2 separate regions of the Mus musculus genome follow, and region 1 is linked to region 2. A link is a loop called in an ENCODE intact Hi-C map of the cell type or tissue named here. Cell type or tissue: left cerebral cortex. All regions are shown on one strand. Links, peaks and the distances in the headings refer to the core of each region. The heading gives the core; the rest is flanking DNA.

Region 1 (4,000 bases), core at 1-4,000, 350 kb before region 2:
GAAAATATCAAAACTCATTTTAATGAAGTAAATGTCAATTTATGAAGAAATGTGTATAAACACATGCATGGTACACACAGGTGAACACAAGCACACAACAATCTATGGACTCTAACTCTTGTGTGATGGAAAAGCTCTTCTAGGAAACTTCCACCACCTAAGATTTTAAGATTTCAGTGTTTTACAATATGATAATTCAATACAGTGGCCATACAATATGTTGTAGTTTAATTAACAACAATTAAGTTACATGTCAGAACTCTTATTAACGTTCCTTTATTCGGGTATTACATAGTAGTAGCTGGTAGTTATTGATATTTGCTAGTATGTATTAAGCCCTGTTATGAACACTTCATACAGTCTTAACCTCAACATCCTAAGATGTAGGTTCTTAGTGTCTGGATTGGAAAATCAACACACAAAACTTCAAGGGTGCGTGTCTGCCAGGTGTCTACTTAGAGATCCAGTTGTGAAGACTGGACCATACATGACTCAAAAATCCATAATGGTGATTGTTGCTGTCATAATCACTTTCCCAGTTTAGCTTTGGATGTTAGCATGGTTTCTGCCTTAAGTAGGAAGCATGTTCATGCCAAAACTGCCACTCTGATTCAGATGGCAGTAATATCTATTTTAAATTATGTTCCAACTGCTATGCTTTCTGATTCAGTGCTATAGAATCTTATAGTGGCAATGAAATTCATAAGTCAGAGGGAAAAAAACAGCATCTACTACAGACAATGTTTCTAAAATGGTACCAGTTTCATAATTTCCAAAACAGTACTTTTTCTTCCAGAATTAAAAGAGAATACCATTATCTAAGCTTTAAGAATGTAATTTCCTCTACATACACTATGTGTGCTCTGTAATATCATCACGTATTAGTATTTGGTTCTCTTTTTTTAATGACAACGTAATTTTGGAACTCATCCCTTCTCTATCTCAAATCATGTTTCCCCCAATCTTTACACTTACGCACACTGTGTGTGTGTGTGTGTGTGTGTGTGTGTGTGTGTGTGTGTGTGTGTGTGAAAGCGTGTGCATGTTCATGTGTGGTGTAGATGTGCCAAAGCCTATATGTCTTGAGATCAAAGGACAGTTAGTTATAGGAGTTGGTATTCTCCACCATGACAGTTCTGGAAATGGAATTCAAATCATCATCTCTGATGGCAAACGCCTCCACCTGCTGGACCATCTCAACGGCTCCTAATCTTTTCCTTTTAGAAAATACCTTGTCTAACCAATGTTCTAAGGATTTTTAAGGAAAGGAGATATGTACTTTAGGTTTAACTGTTAAATCATTTTACATATTGAAATAGTCTCATGATTGCAGGTGCTAACTATCAGTGAACCTGTAAACTTTCTAATATCTTTCCCTACAGCTTATAATGTGGCTTTGGTGACACTGTTGGATGTGGAAAACGTCACAAACGCCATGAATGTCATCATCGGTTACCACTGCCCTCTGCTTTGTATATCACAGCAGTCCCCCCCACCCCAAAAAATAAAATAATAAGTGAAATGCTACAAACCTACTACCTTTCTCATGAACTGAATTTAAGACTCTGAAAAATATGTACAAGACACAAAGTGCTGGAAAAACCTAACTAGTTTGTGGTGGAAGTTCGATTTCAAGTTAACAGTAGGGCTTCTCCAACTTCTTATCAAAATACCAAGAATTTTGTACAAAAAAAAAAAAAGTTAGCGGGGGAAGAGGAGGAAGAGGAAGAGGAGGGGGAAGAGGAAGAAGAGGAGGAGGAGGAAGAAGAGGAGGGGGAGGGGGAAGAGGAGGAGGAGGAGGAAGAGGAGGAATAGGAAAAGGAGGAGGAGGAGGAGGAGGAGGAGGAGGAGGAGGAGGAGGAGGAGGAGGAGGAGAAAAAATCTCAAGGTGGGGGGAGGGGGCCAGGAAAGGCAATTGTGAATACTGAGGTGGTTTCAAGCAAAGCTGATGAGAGAGAGCACTGAAGAAGGCTCAGCTGTTAGAGCACTAGCTTCTCTTCCAGAAGGCCTGGTTTCAATTCCCAGCACCCACATGATAGCTCACAACCCGCTGTGACTCCAGTTCCAGGGGATCAGATTCCTCCTAGGACACCTACCCAAGTGGTGCACAAATCACACACATTAACATTTCATTTCTTTTTAATTAATGAAGGAAAATGATTACAATGTGCGCTCACTCACTCCCTACCCTACTGATAAGAAATTCTGATAATAAACTGAACCAGATTCTTTTTTATGAGCCTCGTGACTTGTGTAATTTCAACAGAAAAACCCATCTTCAACCGTATAAACAAAATACTCTTACCAAACTGGTCTACAATTAAAAATCCTACTCAATTCCAAAGCAAATGCTTTTGTGAAGCGAACAGACCAGATTAATTCTGCACAACTGAGCTCGAATTATTCTACCACCCACTTAGATTCGTCAAATCTCAGCCTTGGCCCTAGAGATAGGTTGAAATTGAAATCAGGTGACCCAAACTTCCCAAATAAATATGCATAGTGTAAAAGCTAAAAATAAAAATGCGACTGTTCTCTTGATCACACACTGAGGTTGAACACAGACATAAGCATTCAGTTAGTTCTACAAGGGTATTATTAGGAATACAGAATGAATAACACGCTCAATGTGACGTCTTAACATAAAGAAGAGCAGAATAATGGGTAAATAGTTCCTCTGTGCTTGCAAGTACTCCCCTTAGGGTATTTTCACACCCAGCAAGCCCTTTAGGAACACCAGCATCCAAAGTCCGGCCTACACCTGAGGCACACAGCACAGCTAGGGTCTCAGAAGCACCAGCTTTCAGACTTCAGCTCACACTTTCAGGATGTAGGAGTAGGGTCACCCTCAGCACTCACAACCCGTGGCGCCCAAGGGACACGCCCAACCCGCTCCCGCCCACGTAGCTCCCGCCCCCGGGGCGCCCACGTCCCCGCTGCCTAGCAACGCGGCGGGGCTTCCTAGCAACGCGACAAACTCCAGCCCTCCCCCGCCCGGAGGCGACCGCCCGAGGGATCCAGCCTACCTCCTTTTTCTTCTGTCCGCCCCCGAGCTGGATGCAGAGCAGCAGCAGCAAGAGGAGGAAGGGAAAGCTACCAGTAGGCAGGTAGCGCAACCGGCGGCCCGCCTGTCTCCGGCGTGAAGGAGCGGCCCTGGCACTCATGGCCGCAGGGCTGTGTCTCCTCCACGCGCGGTAGCCGTGCGCGCCCAGCTCCTACCGTGCCCGCGCCCGCCAGGCCAGTCGCCAGCAGCCTCTCCTGGCCAAGGCCTCGGGGTGGCAGCGGCTTCTCCAGGGAGCTGGGTGGAGGCTAAGGACGCGGAGGAGGAGGAGACTGACAGCGCATCCGGTTCACCAGGAGAGGGACAAGAATGGCGCGGGATGGAGCAGGAAGTGGGCGTGGCGAGAAAGCGGCTCTGTGCGCGCGCGTCTCCGCTGCTCTCTCCGGGGCTTCCTGTGTGCAAGCATCAAGAAGTAACCCCTTGCTTTCACCTCTGACCCAACGCTGGGCTGCCCACTAAGCACACAGGGCACAGGAGTGTGCAATGAGCCCGTTGAGCCAACCTGCCATCTGGATCAGGAGGACATCCCGCTGCCTTCTTGCACCAGAAGGTTCCCATCACTTTAATAAGTTGCTAGGGACCCCTATATGTATTCTCTTGAGGTCCTTACCACACTTGAAACACAACATAGTTGCCTGGATGTACATGAGTGTTCTACACTTTGCCCCGGGGTTTCTTCCACCTCCCATCAGGGCCCTTAGAAGCCAACCTGGCTAGAAGCTATTCATTCACTATTCATGAAGTTAGCAGCATTGCTCTAGAAACTAACAACATTTTTCTATTCAAAAATGAATAGAGCGTAATAAAGGCATCTTGTAACTGCATTGTTTCCTCTACCTAAAGATTTTTTTCTCTTGTACGATAAACACCTTTGATAGTCTGATGAAAAACCTAAAGACATTGAAAGTACTTTTAACTGCATAAATTATACACACACCC
Region 2 (5,216 bases), core at 1,217-5,216:
CCTTTAATAATTTTAAAATGTGGAAATAAAATATCGCCTTGCTATTTAACGCAGCATGAAAATCCAAATAAAAGCATAAAATTGCAAATTTGGCATGAGAGTTTGAAGAAAGAAGTATAAAGGCTTACGAATTTTAAAACTCTGTAAGTGATTTTTTTTTTACCACAGATGAATAAGAAATATCTTGTTGACTGGAAGAAAGCATATTGATTTACAAGTAGCTGACTTCTGTAATCTAAAGATGCTCACAATGGCAGGTATACATCTGCCTTAGTACCTATGGGTGAAGGTGACATTGATGAATGTATCTATGGATGAGTGAACCTGAAGTGTAAAATCTCATGACCTGCAGGGCTTTTCACACTGCCTTCCTTTCCTTTGCTTGGGTATTGCAATTACTCTGTGCAGTTTGCCTTTGAATCACACATCTTTGCTAAATTGAATCATTCGCCTTTCAGATATTCTGTTTTGTGCCAGGACGATGGTTTTCTTTACCATCATGGGTAGCTGTCTTATTCTTGGATTTGGAATTTAGGACTTCTAAAAAATATGGCTATTCTTGTTTTACTTCCCTATTCTTGCCTTGCCTGATTTTAAGAGTAAAGTCAATCCAGGTTTCAGAGAGTTGCCTCGTCTACTTTTCGGTCAGATGAAATGGAACAAAGTCCTGATTGCCTTGAAAGGTTATATAAATATATCTTACCAAATTGCATCCCTTTTTATCAACTATCATTGAGTTTTAGGAATATGTAGACTAATGAATTTATATGGAAATTTATGTTAGCTTGTAAAGACTCAGTAGTCTTTGACTATATAGATATTTAATTAAATGCAATATGTAGCTAAATTAGAGGTCACCAATCATTTATGTAGCTCATCAAAATGAAGGTTGAGCAACATCACATGTTAGAAATATTTGGTTTTGAATCTCAGTCTTACTAAAAATAAAGTTATTATATACATGCTCATTTATATGTACAAACACATACCTATCTATGAATATAATTGTATTTGAAAAATGCAATTTAATTATTTTTGTTCATACATATAACAGTATAATATAGTAATAATATTAATAAACTATATTATATACCATTACAATTAAAAATTGTACACACTACAATTATAAATTGTAAAATCTTAATATCACTCTGCAAATATATTCATATACATCATCTTGTTTTATTATTTTCTAAAATTAGACAACCACTATTTGATAGGCAATATATAAACACTTTGTGTAAAAGTTCTGATTTAAAAAATTATGTATTTTCATGTTGGATCAGTGGTACTTTTTAAAAAAGCAGCTATTTAAGGAGTTATATTTTATATAAGTCCATGTACTGCCTATGTCCAACTTTATTATTTTCCATACATTATTATGTAAGATAATTATACAAACAAGACAGGTAATATTTATTTTCAGGATTTGATGTTAGGCCCACAAATTATGGATTATTGGCTATTTCATGTTATCTCTGAATGCTGTAGGCAGAAGTCAAAGAAGAAAGATGGCTTTGATAAACACGTGAAATAGAAATGGGCTAAAGCAAAGAACTCAGCATGCGTAAGGATAAATCCAAGCCCTGCAGGCTTAGCTGCAAAACACTCAATGGGGAGAAAAATGCAGAGAAATGTGATAATATATAAGATTAATATATATGTATATAATTATATAATGTGTATGTAAGATATATAATAATATAAAAGACTATCGTATATATACATATATGTGTGTGTACATATATATGTAACACATATATATTCATATATATATATAATAGTGGAGATGACAGGAAGAAAAAAACAGGCAGTTTTAGGTATTAGAATGGTAACTTTAAAGACTTCTTACATGCATTAATCTACTTATTTCACATTTGCATGCTTTATCATTTGCTAGGCTCTGGATGTACTGGTAAATAAGACTGGTCTGATATCTCAAGGGCATACCATTTATTGAAGAAGTCACACATTCAAGCAGATAATCAATGCACATATGCAAAAATGATAAATTGAGGTTCTGCTATAGTAAGTTAACTAAATACAATATACAAAGGACTCACCCTTAAAAAATCTTTTCTGAGGGACTGGCATTAGATTGAAACCAGAGAAAGGGAAATACATGAAGTCAGAAGAGGAAAGAGATGTCCTGACAGAGAGGCAGTGGTATATATTAGCTGAAAGTGGAAGAAACGGCACTCACACAGGTAGACCAGATGGCTGGAGCTCAGCAGTGCAGAAATATGAAAATGAAGTTAGAGAAGAAGTCCAGAAAAGTATATGTGGTCATATTTCTATTTTTTAAAAATACATTCTTTTTGAAATAAAATAATTTACATTGCTCTTTTTGAAATCTGAAAACATCTTTATATTTGCAATTTTTATATGCCACAATAAAAAGCCACTGAAGCCTTAACATAAATCAAGGTGTTTACCCTAAAATATGTAAATGAAGCAGAGGAGCCCCTACCTCCAAATTTACAGATTACAAGTGCGATGTAGTGACCTGTTAGAATGAATTCAAAGAAACATTTTCCAGCAGAAAACTTAAAATATCTTGAGTTGCATCGTGGAAAGAAATCTTTAACAATCCTACGTCTCATCATTTAAAATTAGTATTTTAGGTAAAAGCAACGTGACATTTAAACAGCCCAGATCTAATTGGATACAGACGAGATTTAATTGAATGCATAAAAATGATACAGGCAAGCCTGTGTCTCCCTGTGCTTATCTGAGCAAGAAGCTGCAACAGAGTAAGTGAATTAAAATGCCTGTCACCTAGTAGATTCCGGACAGAGGGCAGTCTTTAAGACCCAGCGACTGTATTTGTCTGGAGAGGAAATGTTGCTTTTTGACAGATGAGAGAAATCCCCTTAGTGCTGGCTGTGGAAGGGAGAAGTGAAGTCAGTCACCTGGTGGTGAAGGCCAGTAAAACAGCAAAGCAGGAGGAAAATTGCGGTCTCCCTCTCTTCTCTTCGCTCTTTTCTCTCTGTGGGAGCCACCTCCTATTCTCTCAACTCTTTTAGCATAACCTTCAAAGGAGAACGGTCCCTTCAGACTTTATTACCGTCTTTTCCCCACTGAGAGAATACCTCTTAGCTACAAGACATTTTTTAAGTCTATGCAGGACTTCGGGGATCCAGTTATCTTGCCAGGGAAATTGATGATTGCTAATGTCTGAGACTCACAGCGTGCTAAATTAGCTACCAGAGTATGCCTGACGGAGGAAGGCTTTTTATCACATAGTCTTCTCTCCAGTTTGAACACATTTGCTTGAATTTTGCCGCATGATGCTGTCCAGGGAAGCAGCTTTTTTTCTTGGGATGCAGCAACTCGCTGGTTTCTAAGCTTATTGCCGAAGAAAAAAATAATCTGAAATTGAGTGGATTTTTCCCCCTCCTTTGCTTGAGTCGACTGAGCTGTGTCGCACGGCGGTAAAGATCAACTGTCCCTAAATCTTTGAAGAAGTAAAACAAAGTGAATTCTCATTAATATTTATTTATTTGTATTATTTTTAACCGGTGGAGGCGGCGAGACCACGGAGGATGAGACTGAGAGAAGCTACCAGGGCTTGGAGGAGGATAAAGCTGAGTTTCAGCTGGAAACTAAAAGACTAGATCGGTTCGGGGAGCAACTTGGCCAGTTCCTCTCCACTTCCTTTAGTTTCGCTCCATGGACAGATCCACGGACCTGGACATCCAGGAGCTCAAGGTACGTGGTCCTGCGGCGGCGGCGCTGGCTTTCCGCTCTGCCGCGCTCGCATCCCGGGCTCTGCTCGCCCGCTACCCGGCGTCTCCGGAGTAGTCGCGGGTCCCGCTGGACGGCGAGGGGGCATCTGGGGCGGGGTGTCCCCGGGCGCAGCGCCCCTCCCCGGGCCGTGGACACACAGGCGGCTGTCCCTCGCCCTCCCGCGCGGGGCTGCCCTCCGCGTCGTTGTTCCGGCTGGAGGCCACCCGGTGCTCCCCTCACGGGTGACAACGGCAGCTGGGCTGCAGGACCCGAGGTCCTCGGTGCCCCGGAGCTGGCTGAGGATACGGAGGTCTCCCCATCTCTACTCGAGGTCGCCCGTATTCCCGGCAAAGTTGTCCGGGGCCACTTTCCCTCCCGTCCCCGCCCGCCTCTCTTCTGTCCCGCTCCTGCCCCCGTGCGACACCGGGACAGCCTGTTTCCGTTCGTAAATTCGCTGCACAGAGGTGTTTGTGGCCACCACTAGGCAAAGCCCCCCTTTTCCTATCATTAACCACACCGCTCCCCCCCCCACTCCCTTGAAGGCCACTGCCTTTGGGCGGGAACGGGTGGTGATCATCCCGGGGCACAGGGCGAGAGGAGAGACATGAGGGGGTCCCCTGCTGGCCTGTCTCCACCAGCACATGGAGGGAAGAGCTAATTCTATTACCAGGCCAGGTCTGAGGAGCCAGGGAGGGTAGCCCCGGGTGGAAGCGATTCTGGAGGGGGCGGGGCGCCCCTCCCCCGCCCATCCTCCGGGGTCCCAGACCCTCCCTGGTCTGCTACTGCACCCCATGTGGTGCCCTTCAGTGTTCTCTACCTACCTGTCCTGAAGTGGCCTCAGAGCGCCCAGGCCACGAATTCGCCACTCTCCTGGTGGGTATCTCTACCAGCAGGGCAGATATGAAAAGAAAGAACTTAAAAAAAAAATCGCAAAATAATTTAAATGTCCCGCTCACTCTTAGATGATAAAGCTGAAATGAGGAGATGCTGGCGTGTTAAATATGCATACATATTCACCCTACTCCTCCTCCAGTCATTTGGTACATAACCATTCTGCTTCGGGTGGGTGGGTGGGAGGGGGGTTACTAGAGATCTACTACATGTAAGGACTTTGTTCCGGTGAGGACTTTTAAGACATCTCTTCCTGCTGGGGAAACTTGACCATTAGAGGTTTGCTAAGTAGAGTCAGGTAAATGGGTTTGTAAAAGAAGGTGAGTAGAGGGTATGGGAAATCCTCTGCAGCTTGCTCTGATGGAGTCCCTAAGCCTGTCCATCCCCAGTGGGTGCACATGTCACCTTGTGGCTACCAAGCCACAAGAGGAAAAAGTATGTAGAACCCTCTGGTACTGGGCTGTGCTTTTAGCCCCAGGGAGTGGGGCCTGTTTGAATACACCATAGATAGTACTTCAATCCAAGCTTCTGTGTTCCTTGGAGGAGATGAAGTGGGGAAGAAGCAGATTTGATATTCCAGTTTAAAGTTGGCAAAC

What was found. Hi-C counts contacts between places; a loop is a spot of excess contacts. Peaks named below come from ENCODE experiments on the same cell type or tissue, not always from the same donor. Only the 100,000 strongest peaks of a DNase experiment are listed, where the experiment ranks them.
Region 1: it touches region 2 in a loop (7-fold over the local background); 4 of 42 quality-filtered maps call a loop at or near these places.

Annotation. Positions count from the first base shown.
Region 1 is chr8:39,005,227-39,009,226 of GRCm38, reverse strand. Tusc3 (tumor suppressor candidate 3) reads right to left here and starts at 3,382. Exons shown (of 10, transcript NM_030254.4): 1 at 3,027-3,382. The coding sequence starts at 3,164. In left cerebral cortex, for the core only: a CTCF peak has its summit at 3,343; DNase peaks (open chromatin) are centred at 2,107, 2,488, 3,018, 3,339 and 1 more place; H3K4me3 peaks cover 1,995 bases; H3K27ac peaks cover 1,830 bases.
Region 2 is chr8:38,659,220-38,664,435 of GRCm38, reverse strand. It overlaps Sgcz (sarcoglycan zeta), which reads left to right and starts at 2,928. Exons shown (of 8, transcript NM_145841.2): 1 at 2,928-3,711. The coding sequence starts at 3,673. Gm40493 (a long non-coding RNA gene) reads right to left here. Exons shown (of 3, transcript XR_870371.2): 1 at 4,551-5,216. In left cerebral cortex, for the core only: a CTCF peak has its summit at 2,895; DNase peaks (open chromatin) are centred at 3,707, 4,293, 4,902, 5,150 and 2 more places; H3K4me3 peaks cover 2,745 bases; H3K27ac peaks cover 2,292 bases.